Linked DNA regions of Mus musculus: all the other regions are linked to region 3. A link is a loop called in an ENCODE intact Hi-C map of the cell type or tissue named here. Cell type or tissue: left cerebral cortex. All regions are shown on one strand. Each heading gives the region's core, and the rest is flanking DNA. Links, peaks and the distances in the headings are about the cores only.

Region 1 (7,124 bases), core at 1,437-6,436, 120 kb before region 3:
GGGCTCCTGATCCCCCAAACAACCATAAGGACCGCTGAACATCAGCTCTGCCATACGGACAGAAAGGCAGAAAGGTACCCTGCGTAGGGCCTGGGACACGAACATGTCCTCAGGTCCCATGACACGGCTCTGTAGCAGCCATGTCTGAGTGTCTCAGGCCAAAGGACATCGGGATGAGACGCTCTGGACCTGCCTCTCAGAGCTTAGCTCCTGCGATCTAAGAGGTGGATATTTTTTTTTCCTGAGCTCAGCCTCTGTAAGCTCAGGCTCCCTCCCATGCTGCGTGACACACTGTGTGACAGAGGTAGCAGAGCTGCCAGCCCAGCTTGGATGCCCATGCCCCAGGCTGGATCTCTGTACTATGGTGCATGTGCCAGCCAGACACGGGCCTGCTTCTATTTCCAGGGTTCTGGGCTTCATGTGCTTTTCTTTCTTTTTTTTCTTTCTTTCTTTTTTTTTTTTTTTTTAAACCACCTTGCAAAGTAGGTCACCTGCTTCTCTTGCAGCAGTATTTGAAATTCTAGGGAACAAGGCAGAGACTGTCCTTGGATTTTTGAGGACATTGGCTTTTCCGGCCCAAAGTACTGCTTGGGGTATTAGGAGGGGCTGGTCCATTTAAAACACTGGCTGATTAGAAGCCTGGGCCAGAGAAAAGGGAGGGGACGAAGAGAAGCCAAGACCTGGAGGAAAAAGGAGATTCAGGCCTAGCAGTAATAGCCATATGTAAGCTTCATATGGCTATTACTGACCTGAAAGGTACCACTCTGGCTTTAAAATGAATCACCATGGTTTGGAATTGCCCACTGTTACCCAGACAGCCGGACCCTCCCAAGCAGAAAGAAGGCCTGGGTGCTGGTGGGCCCAGACCTTATAAGTAACAAACTTGCTTTTCCAGGGGGTGGCCAGAGACCTATGATATGAATGCTTCGGAACCCAAGACGGAGTCGGAAACCACCACCCCTGGGGGCCGACCCCCCTACCGCAGCAATGCTCCCTGGCAGTGGAGTGGGCCCGCCTCCCACAACTCTCTGCCGGCCACCAAATGGACCACCCCTGCCACTCCCGGCCATGCCCAGTCCCTGAGCCGACTCCCGAAGCAGACACCCGTGGTGCCCTTCCGAGAGTCTCAGCCACTGCACAGCAAGAGGTAAGGACGCCCAGGGCACCACTGCTGTCCAGTGTCCCTCACCCTTCTCTCTCTCTCTCTCTCTATCTCTCTCTCTCCAACCCTTGCTCTTGCCCTTTTTCTTCCCTCAGTCATTTTCCTTTTTTTTTTTTTCTTTTTTTGGATTTTTTTTTAAGATTTATTTTATATATGTGAGTACACTGTTGCTGACTTCAGACACACCAGAAGAGGGCATCAGATCCTATTGCAGATGGTTGTGAGCCACCATGTGGGTGCTGGGAATTGAACCCAAGAACTCTAAAAGAGTACCACTGAGCCATCTCTCCAGCCCTCGTTTTTGGATTTTTGAGACAAAGCTTGTCTGTGTAGCCCTGGCTGTCCTGGAACTCACTCTGCAGACCAGGCAGGCCTCGAACTCAGAGATCGACCTGACTCTGCCTCCGGAGTGCTGGGATTAAAGGTGTGTGCCATGCCTGGCCATTTTCCTTTCTTACCCCTCCGTCTCCATCTGCTCTCCCCTTCATTCCTCCCTTCTCTCCCCACTCCTGGGCTGGCCCAAGGGTCCCAGGACAGGGACAGAAAGTTCTCTATATGAGGTTGGAAAAAGGGTTTTTTCCAGGGCCAACAATAGAACCTGCAGGACTAGCTTCTCGGGCTGGCAGTCAACTCAGGGACTTGGATACTGGTATTTAGTGTATACTGTTTTGTGTCTATGGATACTGAGGGTTGAACCTCTGTCCTTTGGCTGGCTGGGCAAATGCTCTCCCATTGAGTACATCCTCAGCTCACTCTCCTTTCTTTAGAACAGGACCTCCCTATGTTATTCAGTCTGTCCTTAAACTGAAAAACCTCCTGCTCCAGACCTCTCAGAGGCCTGCATTACAGCCCTGGACCACCAGGCCCAGCTGAGATACTCACTTGGATACATTATATATTAAGAGATGAAGCATGCTGGGTATGTGGCCCTCAGCCTTGCCCCCATTCTACCAAAAAAAAAAAAAAATATATATATATATATATATATATATATATACACACACATACATACATACATACATACATACATACATACATACATACAGTCAGGCAAGGCGGTGCACACCTTTAATCCCAACACTTGGGAGGCAGAGACAGCTGGATCTCTGTTGTAAGAATTTTGGAATTTTGGTCTCTTTTTAAAAAACACTATTATAAAACTATGTTTTCATTTTATTCCCAGGTGTGGGATATGGGGCTGCTGCAGACAGTAACTGACTATGATTTGCCTCGTGCTCTAGCAGGGGTGTGATTTTTGCCTGCAGCAGATAGTTTCTGCAGTTGTGTGATATTTGGAATTCTGGGAACTCCAAGTATATAGGCCCCAGGTGGTTGGTGGTTGCAGTTTGTTAAGTAGTTGTGTGCAAAGAAGAAACAACAAAAAGGAGAAATCAGATATCCTGATGGTGAAGTTCAAACTTGGCTGTAGTCAGCAGGAAGTAGTCTAAGGGCCATCCCCTCTCTGCCCCCAGCTTTACTAAGGGGCCTCTTTCCTTTCTTCTGTATCCTTTTTTCTTTCTTATCTAGTGTTAAGGAGTTGAAAGGGTGGGAGAAAGGGATGGAAAAGCATGAAAGAAAGAGAAACCCACAGAGTAACAAAGCCAAGCTACGGATCTCAGTGAGTTCAATGCCAGCCTTGTCGAGGTAGTGGGTTCCTAGCCAGCTAGAGCTACATAGTGAGACTCAGTCTCAGAAATAAGTAAGGGAGCTGGAAAGATGACTCTGTGCTTAAAAAAAGCACTTGTTCTTGCCAAGAATCGGGGCTCAGTTCCCAGTACCCACACGGTGGCTCACACCCATTACAACTCCAGTTCCAAGGGACCTGATGCCCTCTGCAGGCATCGGGCACCCATGTGGTACACATATATACATGCAGGCAAAATGGTCATACACAAATAAAAGTAAATGTATCTAAAAAGGTTTTAATTAAAATATATATATATTTAAATTTTCCTTAGATGAAGGGGCAGAAGAACAGTTTTGTTCCCTGGAAAGGACAGAGAATTGTCCCCAGGGGCCCCTGTCCCAGCTGCAAAGCTGGGTGAGGAGCACAGAGGGAGGGGACAGGACTCTCCTGTCTTCCCTCTTCCTTGCATGTAGATCCAAGGGGGGGTAGGCGCCAGAACCTGGCTGGACTTGAAGGGCAGGTGTGTTGTATACCTCCTCCTCCTCCTCCTCAGGGATGCCTCCTTACCCTGCCTCTGTCCCCTCTCCTGTGTCTTTCCAGGCCTGTCAGTTTCCCAGAAACACCTTTTGCAGCATCACCAGCAGGGGCCGACAGAGTCCCTCCCTACCGACAGCCTTCTGGGAGCTTCTCCACCCCAGGCTCTGCCACCTACGCAAGATACAAGCCTTCTCCTGAAAGGTCAGAGTTTCCCTTTGCTTTTGAAATGATGTCATCTGGTGATTGCTGCTGCAGGTTTTTTTTCTTAGGAAAGGCACCTCACTATCTCATCCACCATGTCATGGGGTTTATGGACCTCCCCCCTCCAAGGTCAGAAAACGACCACCAGGGTATTGGCAATGTCTCCTTAAAATTTAGAACAAAGAAACAGAAGAACAAAAATCAGAGCTAAGCTGCTCCGACAGAAGTTGTCGTTGGCTCTTTGTTTGTTTGTTTGTTTGTTTGTTTGCTTTTTGAGCAAAACCATCCTCTCCCCAGCCTCCTCTTCATCTGTCTCTAGTTCCCACACACTAAAACCAGGCCATCAGTATTATCCAGGTCACATGGTCTTTCCAGTTCCATCCCTCCCCCTTAGAGCCAACTCCAACCTGACAGCATCAGCCATCTTCCCTAAATCTCCATGGCTCTCCGGCACCTTTGGAGCAGACCCAGACTGGACAGTAGCCATTCAAGGCCCCATGAATGTGATCCCAGGTCCTCCTGAGTCCCTGTGTCAGTGGCAGTCCCACCCTGTCCCTGTTCTCATCTTGAATCCTTCTCACCCCTGTGCTCAGTCCGCTCAGCCTCCCAGACTCAGTGACCCCGTGTCTCCTCTGGCACGGCTGGCCCTCAGATCTGCCTCTCGCTGTCCCTGACCAAGGGCCCGGAAATGCCACATACTAGCCCACCAGCCACCTCCTTTCAGGTTTCTATGTAGTCTGTTCGCATGCCCCAGCCTTTTCCTCACTGGAAATCCCTAAGGAGAGGCCAGCCTCCTAACCTGAGCTGTGCTCCTCCTGGAAGCCTGACCCAAGCTCTGCCCCTCAGCTCCCTCTGTGGTCCCTGACGTGACTGTGGCCACAAACAATCTCCATTCTCTTAGCCCAGTTAAGAGAGATTTAAAAAAAAAAGGGTGGGGAAGAGGAGATAGAGGACACAGACAGACAAAGGTCAGTTGCAGGGATATGCCACCTATGATAGAGAGAAGCCAGCTACTTAGGCATAGCACATATCCATATGCACAAGTGAGGAGAGCATGAGTTTGCTCCAAGATTGGCAGCTTGTGGGTCTGTTCCACGTCTCCATCACAGGGCACTGGGGCTGACAAAAGGCAAACCACTTGCTTCTAGCCCAGGGACTAATCCAACCAACCTGAGGTTCTTATACAAGGAGGACTGATCCAAGTACACACTCCTGGACCTAACCCTGGGTTTCTGTCCTTGCTGGTAGGCAGTGCCCTTAGAGCCCCACTCTGCGCCATGTTGGATGCTAAGCCTCTGTAAAGTCAAGGGGGAGAGGAAGCCTCTGAAAACTTCTAGAGGCTGCTGTGCAGCCCTCATTAGCACACATCCCAGGGGCTTCTGGTGTGTAAAGTTCTGAGAGGAATGTCTGGCCTACTCAGTGGCCAGGGCTCCTGTTGCTCCTCCTTGCTTGTGCTGAAGAGAGATCCCACAAGCCACATGGCTGAGGAGCACATCAGCGAGGAGGGGAGCACGGTCCCACTCAGGAGGACCATGCCCGGAAGAGGGCATTTGAACCAGGAGGCATTGATGAAAGTTTGTAACAGAGACGAAGGAGCATGAATGAGCTAAATGGCAGGATGTGAGAGAGGCAAAGAAGATTCTAGAATGTGTAGCTTGCTGGGACAACACCTTGGCCTCTGTAAGGACTGAGACTGCAAATGGCAGCAAAAACAAGAGAAGAGGAGAGGAGAGGAGACGAGACGAGACGAGACGAGACGAGACAAAACCCTAAGAGGCAAAAGCAAGAGGGTCAAAAAGTCACAGCTAACTTGGGATACAGAGTAAGTCCAAGGCCAGCCTGGACAACTTAGTGAGACCATGTCTCAAAAATAAAAAGTAAGGGAACGGTTAAGGAAGGCACTGGCTGCTCTTGCAAAGGACCCAGGCTCCGTTCCTGACACCCACATAGCAGCTCACAAATGTCTGTAACTCCAGTTCCAGGGAACCTGATGCCTCCTCTGACCTCCACGGGCACCAGGCACATGTGTGGTATAAATATATACATGCAGGCAAACACTCATTCATAAAATGAAGTTTAAGGGTTTTGTTATTGTTTTGACTTGGGTTGTTGTTTTTTGTTTTTGTTTTTTAAGAGAAGGTGCAGCTGGTTGATAAAGTCGGTTAACCATCTACCCAAATAAAAAATCTTGGGGAGTTTCTAGGTTTGGGCCATTATAAATATTCCGGCTGTGAACATGTAACATGTATGTTCAAGCATACACATTTCCGCATAGAAATAAGTTTCCACTTGCCTGGGATCAGTGCCCAGCACAGTGGCCTGCCATGTGGTAAGTCCGTTTCCCATTCCCACCCGAGGCATATGCGTACTGCAGTCTCTCCGCGGTCTCACTGCCATGTGGCATTGCCACTGGGTTGGTTTTTTTTTTTTTTTCCTTTTTTCATGTTCACTGTTCTGATGGGTGCATAGTGCTGTCTCATTGCCGCCGTAATTTGCATTGCTCTGACGGCCAACGCTGCTGAGCATCTTGTGTGCTGATCTGCCAGCTACGTATCCTCTCCAGTGATGTGTCTGTCTTCTGCCCATTTTCTGCTTCACTCAGTGCTCTGCAGTGTTCGAGAACTCTTTGTATGAGCGGCCTTCGGTTTTTCTTTTCATCTTCTTCATAGGGTCTTTCTCAAAACAAAACATTTTTTTGATGTCTAAACTATCATTCTTTCTCCTAATATAAATCAAACATTTTCCTGTTAGGCATTTTAAGTCCTTGATTTTCTTACCCATCTCCCCTTCATAGTGGAAACTGAGCCACGCCCCCAGGTCCTCACTGAGGGACTCTAGGCAGGGGCTCTACCACTGAGCCACGCCCCCAGGCCCTCACTGGGGGATTCTAGGCAGGGGCTCTACCACTGAACCACGCCCCCAGGCCCTCACTGGGGGATTCTAGACAGGGGCTCTACCACTGAGCCACGTCCCCAGGCCCTTACTAGGGAATTCTAGGCAGGGGCTCTACCACTGAGCCACGTCCCCAGGCCCTTACTAGGGGATTCTAGACAGGGGCTCCACTCTGCTGCATCTCTGGTCTTTTTTTTTAACTTTTTATTTTGATACAATGTTTCATTAAGTTGCCCATCTGTATCCCAGGCATAGCTTTATATTGAGCTCCTCCTGCCTCAGCCACCCCCCCCACACACACACACACACAAAAACACCTGTGTGGATGCCACTGCACTCAGTGTTCTTAATTGTTTTGGCTTTTGTTTAGGTGAGAGGTCTAGGTCAGGTTTCCTCTTTTGTCAAGAATGTCTGATTGCTCCAGCAATTTATTGGAAAGCCAGCCTTTCTCCTTTGTGTTTGCTACTTAAAGCAAAAATAATGGAGGGACTAGACACATCTGCATGCATCTTTTTTCCAAGTTCTCCAGTCTGGTCCGTGCCATCTGTCTTATGACTGATACAGGCGTCCTCCCAGCAGCTTCAGGACATAAGTTGATAATCCCCATTTGGCAGAAGCAAAAGTGGGGCTCAGCAAAGTGAACCCCTTAGGCTAACATGTCTATGCCAGGAAGCAGTCTGGACAGGAGTCAAGCCTTAGAGTAGC
Region 2 (7,124 bases), core at 825-5,824, 200 kb after region 3:
TCCAAGAAATCTAAGGACAGGGATACAGTTTAATCCCTAAATGCAACCAAAGACCAATATAGCTTATAGGACCCCAATAAGCTCTGTAGGACTTCACGGGCCTCTCCTCCCACAGCCATGAAACCGCCTTGCCCCCACCCCCAAGACACCTGAAGTCTGAACTATCCCCTGAGACTAAATGAACTCTTTGTAACTCCTCCTCACGACTGAAGGTCTGGGGTCCTATGGGACTTTTCAGCTCACCTCCTTTTGTCTTCAGGCCTCTGCTGGCAGCCAGTGACCCTTTATGAGTCAAAGCCTCTCAGAGTCCTAATGTCCCCTGCCCCAGGACCCCCACTCCCAACCTCTGGCATCTCAAGGGTCCTAGGGATCAATTAATCCAACCCCCCAGAACTTCTTAAGGTAGCCTGGACACCAAGAAAGCTCCTTAGGGCCCACGTCTCCCTTACATAAAATGGTGAGAAGATGCTTTCCAGCCTCAGTAACCCTGAGAAGTCCTCTAGGATTCTGGCACAGGACCCCTCTAAGCATCTGGCAGCTTTCTACCCCACCTCCACCCCAGGGTCCTGAAGACACCTGACTTCTTCCCTCATTTTGCAGCAACCTCTTCTCAGGGTCTCCGAAGGCCACGCCTCAACTTTAACCTCCTAGGAGATATTGAGTACTTGGGACCCTATAGAACCCTCCAGAGCCCCCACAACCCCTACGGCCCTACTTCACCGGCTAACTCTCCCACTGGCCCAGTGTAGCTGGACACTTAATTGGCCTCTCCAACTTCCTATAATCTCTGCTGACCTTGCCATTCCTCCTTGTATCCCCCTCACCTCTCCTGATCCTCCAAGACAACACACTCTATTCAGCCCCTAGAAAAATCCCTCTTTGGGCTATTTGACTGTCACACACACCCCAGGCTCACTAATCCCCTCCGTGCCTTCAGAGTGAGCCTGTGATGTCACTTTAGACATCTGTCTGTCCACAGCCCACAGTTACATTCTTCTCACTTTCCCTAGATCATACCCACACAAGTTCCTCAGCAAGTCAGGCCTAGAAGGGGGAGGGCTGCGGGTCATGGTGGAAGGGGAGGCCTCCAGAGTGACCCAGTGGGCTTTGTCTTCCCAGAAAGATACAGATGAGGAGGTCCGTGAATTCCTTCAAAACAACCTTAACCTTCAGGGAAAGGTAAGTCGTTTGAGGGGAAGTGTGTGAAGCACCCGACATGGAAGAGGGACTTTTTGTTAAATTACATGTATGTATTTAGTGTGTCTTGACATACATGTAGAAGGAGTCAGGGACGACGCAGGAATCAGTTCTCTCCTTCTACCATGTGGGTCTCGGGGGTTGAAGTCAGGTCTTCAGGCTTGGCAGCAAGCCCCCTGCCCACTGAGTAAACTTGCCAGCTCTGCAGAAGGAACTTTGCTTCGCATTCACCTCCTAAGCTTGGCGGGGGGAGGGGGCGGGGGTGCAGCCAGCCAGGGAGGTGCCGTCACTCCCCGGTGCTTACTCCCTTCAGGTGGAAGGCTCACCATCTCTTCGCTGGCAAATGGCACTGTACCGCGGCGTCCCAGGCCGCGAGGAAGATGCCGATGATCCCGAGAAAATCGTGCGCAGAGTTCAGGAAGTGTCCGCAGTGCTCTATCACCTGGACCAGGTGGGCGGGCGCCTCTGTGGCCGAGTCTTTGCATAGGGCCTGGTCTGTGGGCGGGGCCAGATGGTGATAGGAGGGGCTAGGGACAGAGCCTTTCTCTCAAGGAAGCATGGAGCGGTGTGGATCTGGGAAAGGGGCATACTGCATCTAGGGACAAGTGTGATAAAGCACTGGGGCTAGAGTGAGGCTTCTGGAAGGTGCCTTGAGTCTGTTGGCGGGGGTCGGGGGTGTGGGGAGCCTAGGCCTTCCTTTGACGGCTCTGCACGTAGACTTGAACACACATGGACAGCATCGCTAGGGTTAGGTGGAACTTGGGTCATTGCCATGATCTGAGGAGACGTGACAGACTGCCCCACTCCCTAGACGGAGCATCCTTACAAGTCCAAGAAGGCGGTGTGGCATAAACTTCTGTCCAAGCAGCGCCGGAGGGCTGTGGTGGCCTGTTTCCGCATGACGCCCCTGTACAACTTGCCCACGTAAGGCATCCAGGAAGGAGGATAGCACAGGAACTTGGAGGAAGGAAAAAGGACCGAGAGTCCGGAGGATGGAGTACCAAGAGGGTTGATTCTTAGGGCTGAGGGCGGCAGATGCAGGGGGCGGGGGCGGGAGGATGCGGGGGACAGGAGAGGCTCAGGGGTCTGGAGACCTTTGCCTTGCAGGCACCGAGCGTGTAACATGTTCTTGGAGAGCTACAAAGCCTCCTGGATCCTGACTGAGGACCACAGTTTCGAGGACCGCATGATAGATGACCTATCGGTGAGCTGGGGACTGCTTGGGGATGAGGGGCAGGGCTGGGTGGGACTAAGGGAGCCCTCCATAGAGAAACGCGACCCCTTAGGCTTGACTTGGGAAAAGAGACAAAATTCTAGTCCAGCAAGACTATGAAAGGGGACCGATTGGGACTCCAAAAAAGCACCCCCTCCAACCCTCACCCATCCCCCCAGAAAGCTGGAGAGCAGGAAGAAGAGGAGGAAGAGGTGGAGGAGAAGAAGCCAGACCCCTTACACCAGTTGGTCCTACACTTCAGCCGCACAGCTCTAACTGAAAAGAGGTGAGGACTCCTCCCTCCTCAGAAACGTTCCCAGATCCTAAAACCAAAAAAAAACAAAAAACAAAAAACAAAAAACAAAAAACAAACATGGCCGGGCCACGCCTTTAATCCCAGCCCTTGGGAGGCAGAGGCAGGCGGATTTCTGAGTTCAAGGCTAGCCTGGTCTACAGAATGAGTTCCAGGACAGCCAGGGCTATACAGAGAAACCCTGTCTCAAAAAACCAAAAAAAAAAAAAAAAAGAAAGAAAGAAAGAAAGAAATATTCCCAGATCCTTAAAACAAAAATCACCTGACCTTTAATTTTTTTAATTATACTTATTTGTTTATTGTGTGTGCATATCTGCCGGAGGTCAAAGAAAACCTTGCAGGAATCTATTGTTTCCCTCAACCACGTGTGAGTCCCAGGAATCAAACTCATCTTTCCTTGGCAGCAAACTCCTTTGCCCTCTGAACCACCTTACTGGTCCCCAACCATTGGACTCTTTAGTGTCACTCTGTGAGGACAGACAGGTACTTTATATTGTTGCTGAACACATCCTGTCTGAGGGGTTCACAAAAGATGCCACGTGGGTTTATTAAAAGAACATGTCTTGCTTAAGGACTGGACATAGAGCTAAGTAGTAGCACACTTGCTCGGCAGGGACAAGGCCCTGGTTCAACGCCCCAGAGCTGTAACAAAACAAAGCAAGAGGAATAAAAGCATTTGCCTGACAAAGATCAGGATGATATTACAGGGGGTGAAGAGAATCAATATATATGTAATTTCTCTACTAGATAGGAATGGAGACATTTCTAACTCATTTGAACACTTGATAATGAATTAATGGCCATTAATTCATTTTAGTAGTAACTATGGTTGTGAGGATGCTTCTGAGGGGCTGGGGAGATAGTACAGCAGTTAAGGTCTCTTGTGGCTCTTACAGAGGACCCTATACCCATATCCACATATTCAGTACCAACATCCACATAACTGCTGGCCACCATCTATAAATCCAGTTTGGGGATATCTGGCTCCATCTTATGGCCTCTGAAGGTATTGCACTCAGTGCATATATATATCCAAGACACACGCTCACACACACACATTTTTAAACTTTAAAGATTAGCCAGGCTCTGGGTATTGCATGCCTTTTCTCCCAGCACTCATGAGGCAGAATCAGGCGGATCTCTCTGGTCTACAGAGTGAGTTCCAGGACAGCCATGGTCACACAGAGAAGCACTGTCTTGAATAAACTATGAGTGTTGATTATGCCTGATACCATGCTGCGCACCTGACATGCACATTGGCTCACACAGACTACCCTCACCAATTCCTTTTATTTTGTGAACGAGGACATGAAAATTCACAGGGATTTATTTTTCTCACATAGCATGAAATCAAGCTCTAGAGTGTCTGGGGCCGGGCAGGGTGATCCTGATCTGTCAGTCTTAGCTTGGGTCTTAGGAGTCTGCATCAGTTTCTTACTTGCCACTATAAACATCATTCTCCACAGAAACTATGTAAGGGGAGGAAAGATTGTTTCACTTGCTTTTGTTTTTTGAAGGAAGTTTTACTCGAAGGTAACCACACCTACTCATTAAGGCTTCCTGTCAACAGAGACTTTTCTGACTAGAAAGGCCTAAAGAATTTACTATGTGCCTTTCTCACCTCAACCCTCCCTCACCTTTTGAGACAAGGTCTCACTGTGTAGCCCTGTCTACTAGCTCTCTGTAGACCAGGCTGGCCTGCAACTCACAGAGATCCTCCTAGTTCTGGAACCGCACCCCACCTGGCTTTGTTCTTTTTGAACGATCCCAGGATGGATCAGATATGGATCGGATCACCTCAGCCTCCTGAGCGCTAGGATTGCAAGCCTAAGAGGCCACTGCTGAACAGTGTTTCAAAAGATTTGTTTTTGGATGATGGTTTCAGTAGATTTCAGCCGACTGTGGCTGGAAAGGCATGGCATTGGGAGTGTGTAGAGGAGGGTGGTCACATCATGACCATGTGCCAGACAGGAAGAAAGGGCAGCCTTCCCTTCCCCACCCCAGCAAGACCTTTAACTGTTTTTCTCCAGTAAAGGACGCCCTCCCTGGTAAGCTTATGTACATAGCCCATGGTCAAGACTCTGACATCCACCTGTGGCTGCAAAGGATGTGGAAAAGCCAAGTATCTTGTTTCCCATCTGTGGGAGACTCGTAGCTCTGTTACTCTATGTAGGCTGAATTCCAGAGCAAGCTGTATAGCCTCGGCCAGCAGGTCTTTCTTTGTGACTCTTTTTTTTTTTAAAGATTTATTTTTATTTATATGAGCATACTATAGCTGTCTTCAGACACACCAGAAGGGGGCATCGGATCCCATTACAGATGGTTTGTGAGCCACCATGTGGCTGCTGGGATTGGTTGGTAGGTTACCTCCCCAGCAAGACCTCTGGAAGAGCAGTCAGTGCTCTTAACCACTGAGCCATCTCTCCAGCTCCTTTGTGACTCTTTCTACATCTGTAAGATGGGGCTGGTAATATACTTGATGGGACTGCTGTGAGGATAAATTGGTTAATACATGAAGAGCGCCTGACTTCGTCCTAAAACAAAGAGAAACCTCTATTGTAAAATGGACCTCAAGCTGGACATGGGGCTGCATACGTGTAGTCCCAGTTCTAAGGAAGATGAGAGAGCAGCGTTGAAGGCCAGCTTAGGCTACAGCGACAGAATCTGCCCCCAAACAAAAGTCTGGGGACGTGGCTCAGTTGGTAGATTACTTGTCTAGAGTGGATGAAGCCCTGTGTTCAATCCCCAACACCATAAAGAACAGGCATGATGGGACAAAGCTGGAATCCCAGGCCTCAGGAGGTGCAGGCACCATGATAAAGGGCTCAGGGTTATTCCATATTGAGTTTGAGGCCAGCCTGGGCTACCTGAAGCCTTATCTCAATTAAAAACAAAAAGTTGGCAAGGTGTTGCCACTGGGTGTGTCTCTCTGCTTACCTCCTCAGCAAACTGGACGAAGACTACCTATACATGGCTTACGCTGACATCATGGCAAAGGTGAGTTCCTGCCTGTGCTCTGCCGGTGTTCCCATCTCCCCGGCCGCAGTGTCCCACACACTGAAGGGGCTCCCGGGGAGGTGGGTGGGGAACAGGGCATCCACTTTGCTCTCTCACCAACGGATGCTGCTCCCCAGAGCTGCCACCTGGAGGAGGGCGGGGAAAATGGCGAAGAAGGAGGCGAAGAAGAGGAAGTGGAGGTGTCCTTTGAGGTAAGGGGAATGGGGGAAACTCTTGACTCCCGTTCACTCTGTATGTGACCAGAGTGCTGCACCTGGGCACACAGTGGCAACAGAGGGGGAGGCGTTGGTGAAGGGTAGGGCCAAGATGGGGCCAGCTCCAGGGGTACAGCAGCTCAGACACAGAGTGAGAGGGTGCCAGGGAGGGCTTCTCAAGGAAGAAAGTATCTGAGAAGGATAAAAGTAGAATACAACAGCCAGCTGTGGTGTTGGAGACCTGCCATCCTAGTGTTCAGAAGGATGAGACAGAAGAATCATAAGTTCGAGGCCAGCCTAGGGGACATGAGGAACCTGCACTTTAAAAAAGGAAGGAAGGAAGGAAGGGAGGAAGAAAGAAAAAAGATGTTTAGAGGCTAATGAGATGGCTCAGCAGTTAACAGCACATTGGCTTTGCCCAAGGACCTGATTTCTGTCCCCAGCACCTACATGGTGGCTCAAAACCACCTGTAACTCCAGTTCCAGGGGTTCTTGTGCCCTCTTCTGGTCTCTGTGGGCACTGCATGCATACAAAAAGTGTCCATAGAGACATTCAGATCTGCTTATACACGCGTGTGCGCACACACATGTACATAAAATAAACACACCTTTAAAAATATATTTAAAATACAAATCCATAAGCTGGACATAGTGACTGATTCATGGTTATAATACCAGCACTTGAAAGTCTGAGGCAGGAGGATTGCCAAAAGTTCCAGGCCAGTCAGAGTGATACTGTAAGACCTTTGTCAAAGCAAACGAACCCTGCATTAAGTCTAGAACTGGATAGTGCCTGTCCTTTATGTAGTTATCTGAAGCAAGATGTAGCAGGCGTTCATTAAGAGGTTATAGTGCATATTACGTGATAGATATTTCAAGACATTTGAAACTGTAATGTGATGTGAGTGCATTTGTGAGTCTTCTTGGTAACAGTAGCAAGAGTTCTGGCAACATTTGCACAGCATAAGGAATTCCAGGTTTCCACTGGAGAGTGACAGACAGGAACATAGAGCATGTTCATAGACTTTAGGCACTGACCTGCTAGAGGTCTGCAGACATGAGCCAGGTACAGGAGAGGAACAGAATTTGAGCCCACTGGGGCATGCATGGAGAGTTGGCGGATATGGCTGTAGCTGAGAAGACAGATGAGGGAGAAGGACGAGGCTCTGGGATCCCAGGCTAGGCTGCC
Region 3 (7,096 bases), core at 2,097-7,096:
TGAGGTGTACCTGTCCTTGATCCCTATGGTCTGCTAGCAGAACACTCCCTGGACAGAGGTAAACCAATTCACAGGACACACCACTCTGAGTCACTTGTCCCACCCTCCCGGAATTTATATTCTGCCTGGACAGGCTTTCCTCCTGTTCTGTAAGGAGCTGTGGGCCCAACAGTCAGCACTGTTCACACCGCCCTGCCCCCACCCTCACCCCAATGCTGTAGACCAAAGGTGCCCCACTCCTTCCTTACCTCTGCCTCACCCCTCTTATCTACTTCCCTTCCCTGAAGATCAAAGATCATTGGGTGGCATCCCTGCCCGCACCTGTGAACCCTTGTACCTACCACACTAGCTTTTTTTGTTTGTTTTTGTTTTGTTTTTTGAGATAGGGTTTCTCTGTGTAGTCCTGGAACCTACCACACTACCTTAATTTACTTTTTTTTTTTTAATAGTGTGTTTCTCTAGGTAACCCTGGCTGTCCTAGAACTCTCTCTATACACTAGACTGGCCTTAAACTCTTCCTGCATTTGCCTCCAGAGCCTATGTCATCATGCCCAGCCCACTAACTTTTCTCTCTTTTTTGGGGGGAGGGGGCTTTTTGGTTTTTTTGTTTGTTTGTTTGTTTTTTGAGACAGGGTTTCTCTGTGTAGCCCTGGCTGTCCTGGAACTCACTCTGTAGACCAGGCTGGCTCGAACTCAGAAATCTGCCTGCCTCTGCCTCCCAAATGCTGGGATTAAAGGCGTGCGCCACCACTGCCCAGCCCAGTCCACTAACTTTAAAATTTGCATTTTACCGAAGATTTAACCTAGGGCTACATGTACGTTAGGCAAGTGCTGTCACTGAGAAACACCTCCACCACCACCACCCCTTTTATTTTTATTCCTTTGGGACAGGGTCTTGCTAAGGTTTACAGACTAGCCTTGTTTGTAGAGTCTTGAAATTGCAAACCAGTGCAGCATGGTGGCATACCTGTGTGGTCTCCACTTACATAGCAAGCCTGAAGCCAGCCTGGACTATCAGAGACCCAGCCTCAAAACCACAACCAAACATCTCCAATGAGGTTTTCACTTTAAAAAATCCAACCCTGCTGGCCAGTGGTGGCACATACCTTTAGTCCCAGCACTTGGTAGGCAGAGACAGGCAGATTTCTTAGTTCAAGGCCAGCCTGGTCTACAGACTGAGTTTCAGGACAGCCAGGGCTACACAGAGAAACCCTGTCTCAGGAAAGCAAAACCAAAAAATCCAACCCTATCCAAAAAAAAAAAAAAAAAAAAAAAATTAGGCAGTGCTTGTGCACCCCTTCAATCCCAGCGCCTGGCTCTCTGAGTTTGAGGCCAGCCTAGTCTTATACTTCTAGGACAGGCAGGGCTACACAGAGAAACCTTGTCTCAAACAACAAATCCAAGCCCTCCCCAACATAACACATTAGCGGTTCCTCTGCCCTGCTGTTTTGTTTTTTTTTTTTTCCTTGCCTTTACTACTTTGGTTGGTGGAGTGGGTGTTGAGTTTTAGATAGAGTCCACTGCTATTTAAGACAAGCTCTGGCTGTATATTGACTAATGGGCCAGATAGGTCTACCTGAGACCCTGTCTCAAAAAAAGAGGGTGGGTGGGTACTAGAGAGGTGGCTCAGCGATGAAGAGCACTGGCTGCTCTTTCAGAGGACCTGGGTTTGATTTCCAGGACCTACATGGTGGCTCACAAGGGTAACCCTAGCTCCAGGGACCCCTGTACTGCCTTCTGGCTTCAGGCAGCAGGCATGAATAGGTGTGCATACATAGGCAAACATCATTATAGGGAAGAATTTAAACTGTAAAGAGGTAAGGTGCTAGAAGGTGGTTAGGGGTATTTGTTGTTCTAGTGGCTCAAACCCAAGGATGGCTTCCACAGACAGCAGCAGGCCTCCACAAACACACACACACACATTTAAAAATAAAGTTTTTCAGGTAATGGGAAGCACCAAGTATGTGCTGGAATGACACGCGTGGAGCCTGCATGACCAGTGCAGGCATTTCTGCAAATGGACATTAAGCAGGCATCCAAGGTGGCACATGGCCACCTTGATCCTTGAAGTAGCCACCTGTTCCTGCTGAGAGGTGGGCGCTCACTTTTGGAATATACAGGTGGGTGTTTTGTTTTGTGTGCACGTGCCTGGATGTGCACCTGTGGAAGTCCAAAGACGGTGTGCAGGCGTGAGTTCTCTTAGGTGGTTCCGGGTGATTAGATTCACCTCATTAACCTGGCAATTCTACACAATGAGCCACCTCACCAGCCTCCTTATTTTCTTGAGTCAGGTATATTGCTGGGTGGCACAGAACTCACTCTGTAAGGCCAGGCTGGCCTTGAACTCAACTTGCCTCTGCCTCCTGAGTGTTAGAATTAAAGGTGTGTGTCACCAAGCCCAGCACTCTTATGCTGTGTAGCCCAGGCTATGATAGAGTCTTCAATCCCCCTGCCCCAGTCTCCTGAGCAGTGGGCTTACAGTACCTAGCTTAGAACTAATGTTGATGTTCCCGAAAGTCACATGGTGAAGCCATATCCCAAATTGGAGGTCTTATATTCAGACATGGAGAGCCAAGACTAGAAGCAGGAAGCAGACCATCTCTGTACTGGGGCTCTCTCCCTGCCTATGCCTAGCTTCCAGCCCCGAGCCTTGCCGACTATGAGGTAAACTGCTGCTTAAGCACTAATCTGTTATGTTTAACAGCCCAAATTAAGACACCTGCCTTTACCCAAACAACGCAACACATTTCACCACCATGCACTCTGCCAAGCACCAGCCTAGGAATTCAACCCCACCACCCCAGGGTACAACTTTGCTGGTGCTTTTCAGCTGCCGCCAGGGCGCACTAGTCTGGCCACCAAATTCTTCAGACACTACTTATCTCAGCTCGGAGGAGCTGAGAACCAGACCTCGTTGCTCCCAGAATGCACTTTAACTTTGTTCAGTGTACGGAACGGCTTTCCGGAAGCAAGTACCCCCGCAAAGGGACCAACTGATGACTAGTCTCACCCCCTTTCTCCCAGACACCTACAGCCACTTCTAACCCCACTTCCCACTTAGGAAAGTCTGGGTGGAGCCGGGAGCGCCAGTGCAGTGAGTCAGGGCCAGGGAGCTGAGGGACAAAGGTCCGGAGGGTGAGGCTTCGCGGAATTCCTGAGATGGGCAGGTCGTGCAGTCCCACCCCCTGCCCTAGGCTCTGCCTAAAGTTTCCGGCCATCCAGACTGGTCACCGCCATGGAGTTTGACTTGGCCGCAGGTAAGTTCCCCGGGGAGTGGTGGATTTGCTGTGTAAGGGGCCAGACTCAGAGCCTGGGAATACTGAAGGGAAGCTACGTCGCCTACATAACCATGTAACTCCCCTCTCCTCCGCAGCCCTGGGCCCTGGTTCTAAGAAGCCAGAGGGGGCAGGCCATGTGGGAGACCCCAAACACTGTCCTCTTAAAGCGCCGGGCGGGCCAGAGGCAGGCGCTGCTCACAAGCCGAGGGTAAGTCACTTCATCACCGGCACCGAGTCCCGAGGGCCCGAGATGAGAACTGGCTTCCGTCCTTGGTCCTCGGCCACACATCAGCCTTCCAGTTTGGGTTGGAAGCTGCTCGAGTGGGTCCCTGTCCTCACTGTAACCACTCCCTCCCCAACCCCCATCTAGCGTGTCTCTGGCAGCTCCTCCGACTCCAGCAGCAGTAGCAGCTCCAGCGACTCAGAGGCAGAGGGGAAGGTAAGAGACGGTCCCTCTCCCAGTGTGTCCTCTCGCACCTCAGACCCAGGCCCCGCTGCGGTCAGGGTCACGTTAGGCTCCTTGCCGAGGTGAGTGGGGCGGGTCCAGTACAGCTTTCAACCGGGCCACCTCCTCTCCTACCCACCGTCCTTGGCTCTCCAGGAGTATGCCGCTGGCTGCAAGAAGCATGAACGCTCCTCAGACAAGGCCAAGAAACCCAAGGTGAAGAAGGAGAAGATGGAGAAGAAGGAGAAGAAGGAGAAGAAGGAGAAGGAGAAGAAGGAGAAGAAGGCCCCCCATTGACTTATTAAACTTGCAGCCCTTTCCGCTCCCCAGCGCCCTCTGCCGGTCAGAAGTGGAGGCTGCGCCGAGCCCATCAGGTTTATTGTTGCGGGTGTGCAGTAGGCGACATGAGCACCTTGGCTAGGAAGGAGGGCGCGGGCCTGGAGGGCGGGAGCCCTGGTCAAGCGAGATGAGTGTGGGAGCTGGAGGCCAGGCCGCAGCTCACCGTACAAGGTGGAAGGTGAGCCAGTACATGAGTACCGGCTGCGCAGCTGCCACTGCCATAGTCAGGTACATGCGCAGCTGGTTCCGCGCCCCACGCACTGGCACTCCTTCGGCCGCTGCCTGGGCCAGGATCTTGAGCCGCAGTGTCCGGATCTGGGTGGTAAGGGTAAAGTGGGGGTCCCGTAAGTGCCAGGCAGCTCGGGATGAGTCCCTGCCCCTCTGTGGCCTCCAGTTTGTGTTCCTAGAAGGGTCTTTTGAATAGCTACCTCCCCCAAGCCCTGTGAGCAAACCTTTGCAGAGGCAAAGGCCAGAAGAGAGGCTAAGAATTGTAGATCCCGGCCTGAAGAGCATGGCCTAGCTGCTTCCACCTACTGGGAGACAGTTGCCTTCACGCAACGCAGATCCTCACAGACACTAGCCCAGTGCCCTACCACAGAGTAACACTCCCAAAACACGCCAGCTCCAGAAGACAAACTAGAAGAGCTATTTCCTTTTTGGTTTGGCTCAGATGCCTTCCTCCCCCTCCTTCTCCCCCTCCCGCGCTCTTTCTCTCTGGGAGGCAGGATCTTGACATGTAGACCAAGGTGGCCTCGAGTTCCTGGTGATGGATCTACTTGAGCCCTGGTATGCACGTCAGCGCAGCCTGCAGGAGCTTGGTAGCGAGCGCCCTTCACCTGCTTAGCCACCTCACTGTTCCCGATGTTTCTTTGGGGGTGTGTGTGTGTGTGTGTACCTATATTTGTGGGAGTTAGAGGACCCTTTACCAAGTAGGCTAGGCTGGTACCAATGAGCCCCACATTCCTAGCTCTGAGATTATAAGAATAGATCTACTTTGGGCTCTTTTTTTTTTTAATGTGGGGTCCAAGGATTGAAGTCAGGTCTTCCTTACTGATGGAGCCATCTCCCAGCTCCCTTAAAGTAACATGATGACAAGGCTTATGCTTGTGGACCAGGGCCCGTGTTACCCTCTGCTTCCCCCTCATGCTCGGTCTAAATCCTCCCAAGACTCCGGTGCAGTCACCAGGCATCCCATTTTACAAAAGAAACTGAGGCTTAAGTAGAGGAGGTGATTCACTCCGAGTACACGGCAGTCCAAACATGGCCCCTAGTCAGTATTTTACCACAGCTGGAGGGACTCAGGGGCATATTGGCAGAAAGCCCAGCATACAGAGACAGAAGTAAGAGTGAGAGCCCAAGCAGAGCCTGTGTACTGGGCAACCCTGGCCCTAGCCTAGCATCCAGGCTGGCTCTTGCTCTCAGAAGGGCGCACAGAGTCTGCCTCTTCCAGGAGGCTCTCCTAGCCCCCAGATTTGGTACTTGGATGCTCCAAAGACCTCCCCAAGCCTGCCTGGGAAGCCTGGGGCCTCAGCCTTGCCCGCCCTGATCCCCACTCACCATGAATACAAAGATGGACACACAGCACCAGGCAAGCACCAGGTAGTAGCCGATCTTTCCAAAGAGCAGACCCGTGAGGACGCCGCCAATCATCCTGAGGGGGAAGGGGGGAGGGGAGAATCAGTGTGAAGAGGCCAAGGTCTGGGACTGGCAGGCAGGGCAGGAGCACTCACCCCACATATTTGTAGCCCAAGAAGGCCACCAGGTCAATGGTGGTGAGGTCGGTGTTGACAGTGACCAGGTAGAGACTGAGCAGGATTGCTACGACTTCCAGAGTCAGCCAGGCCAGAGCTGAGCTCGCCTGCAGTCCCAGGAGGTCTGGGGAGAACCTGCCGGAAGAGATGTCCCCTGAGCATCACCCGGGGCAGCCCTGTGTCAATGGAACAGAGACCACCAAGGATCTGGGTCTGTCCCTAGACAGTGACACTCAAGTCAGGGCTTAGATGGGGGACCTCAGAGCCCTGTGAGGGGTACCAGGAAGGTTCCTCCCGATAAAGAAAGGGCAGCTGAGCTGAAGCCTGAAGTCAGAACTGGTGGGGAAGGGGCCTTGCTTCATCTTGGAGCCTTAGCAAGGAATCCACTAGTTCCATGACACTTGTTTTCGATGCCACAAAAAAGAAGAAACAGGCGACTGTAAGGGAGAGATGGGGCCTGATCAGCCTAGGGGTTAGGAAATGACACAGGATGAGGACCACAGTGAAGGAGCAGGTGCGGGACACAGAGGGAAAGAGCACATTCCTGTGTCAGGGAACTAACTGGATGTGCAAAGGCCCCGAGGCAGCAGCAGGGCTGGGGGCACAGGGTCAGCTGCTTGACCTTTGAGCCACTGACAGCTTCAGGATAGGGAGGAGGCCAGGCCCACCTCTTAGAGCTTTTAGTTGCTGCTAGAGTGAGATTATAAGGGGTGAAAGTGGGAAGCAACTTATTTAGGGGGATTGTGAACATAAGAATAGATTTGTGGGTGGAAGCCAAGAGGAAGGAAGGTTGGATTTAAAAGATGGCCTAGCACAAATGGGTTTGATGGGTTCCATGTGAAAGGTGTCACTGGAGTGACTGGCCACAAGGTGGGGCTGTCCCAGGACAGGAGAGCTGAGACCTCTCTGATGGCTCTTGGCCTCCATATCCCCATGTCTTCCCCTGCTCCAGGATCCTTACCTGTCCTGGGTCCCCAGTGCAAGGCCGGCCACCAAGATGTAGGTGATGAAAGCCATGGCTGTGGAAGACAGACACAGACACTCGTCAGAGGAGGGAAGCCCTTCCCGGGCACAGGCACCCAAACATCCATCCCAGACATGCCTAGGCAGAGTAGGGAGGGGACAACCTGGAATGTAGAGGTCTGGAGCATTGATGTCGAAGCGGGGGGCCACTGGGGTGTCCTGTTGGTACTGTACCTCCCAGTCCTGTGGAGAGAGTTGGGGTAGTGGCAGCACCCCAGGGTGGGGGGGTCCTTCCACCCTGCTTGCTGGCGGGTACCAAG

Evidence for each region. Hi-C counts contacts between places; a loop is a spot of excess contacts. Peaks named below come from ENCODE experiments on the same cell type or tissue, not always from the same donor. Only the 100,000 strongest peaks of a DNase experiment are listed, where the experiment ranks them.
Region 1: it touches region 3 in a loop (6-fold over the local background); 2 of 42 quality-filtered maps call a loop at or near these places.
Region 2: it touches region 3 in a loop (2.2-fold over the local background); 3 of 42 quality-filtered maps call a loop at or near these places.

Annotation. Positions count from the first base shown.
Region 1 is chr7:29,360,574-29,367,697 of GRCm38, reverse strand. Sipa1l3 (signal-induced proliferation-associated 1 like 3) reads left to right here. Exons shown (of 23, transcript NM_001081028.1): 12 at 896-1,147; 13 at 3,390-3,527. Among named protein-coding and RNA genes, the nearest start is that of Dpf1, 56 kb to the right of the region's middle. In left cerebral cortex, for the core only: a CTCF peak has its summit at 3,435 (motif pointing right); DNase peaks (open chromatin) are centred at 2,887, 3,446 and 5,972.
Region 2 is chr7:29,047,586-29,054,709 of GRCm38, reverse strand. It overlaps Ryr1 (ryanodine receptor 1, skeletal muscle), which reads left to right. Exons shown (of 106, transcript NM_009109.2): 72 at 1,120-1,179; 73 at 1,511-1,648; 74 at 2,009-2,121; 75 at 2,305-2,401; 76 at 2,590-2,696; 77 at 5,669-5,720; 78 at 5,858-5,932. Among named protein-coding and RNA genes, the nearest start is that of Gm26604, 20 kb to the left of the region's middle. In left cerebral cortex, for the core only: a CTCF peak has its summit at 3,721 (motif pointing left); a DNase peak (open chromatin) is centred at 3,720.
Region 3 is chr7:29,244,518-29,251,613 of GRCm38, reverse strand. It overlaps Yif1b (Yip1 interacting factor homolog B (S. cerevisiae)), which reads right to left. Exons shown (of 8, transcript NM_001110201.1): 4 at 6,941-7,019; 5 at 6,775-6,832; 6 at 5,793-5,948; 7 at 5,620-5,713; 8 at 4,082-4,377. The coding sequence ends at 4,222. 2200002D01Rik (RIKEN cDNA 2200002D01 gene) reads left to right here and starts at 3,147. Exons shown (of 4, transcript NM_028179.1): 1 at 3,147-3,257; 2 at 3,374-3,486; 3 at 3,649-3,717; 4 at 3,880-4,093. The coding sequence starts at 3,236. The coding sequence ends at 4,020. In left cerebral cortex, for the core only: CTCF peaks have their summits at 4,076 (motif pointing left) and 6,678 (motif pointing right); a DNase peak (open chromatin) is centred at 4,098.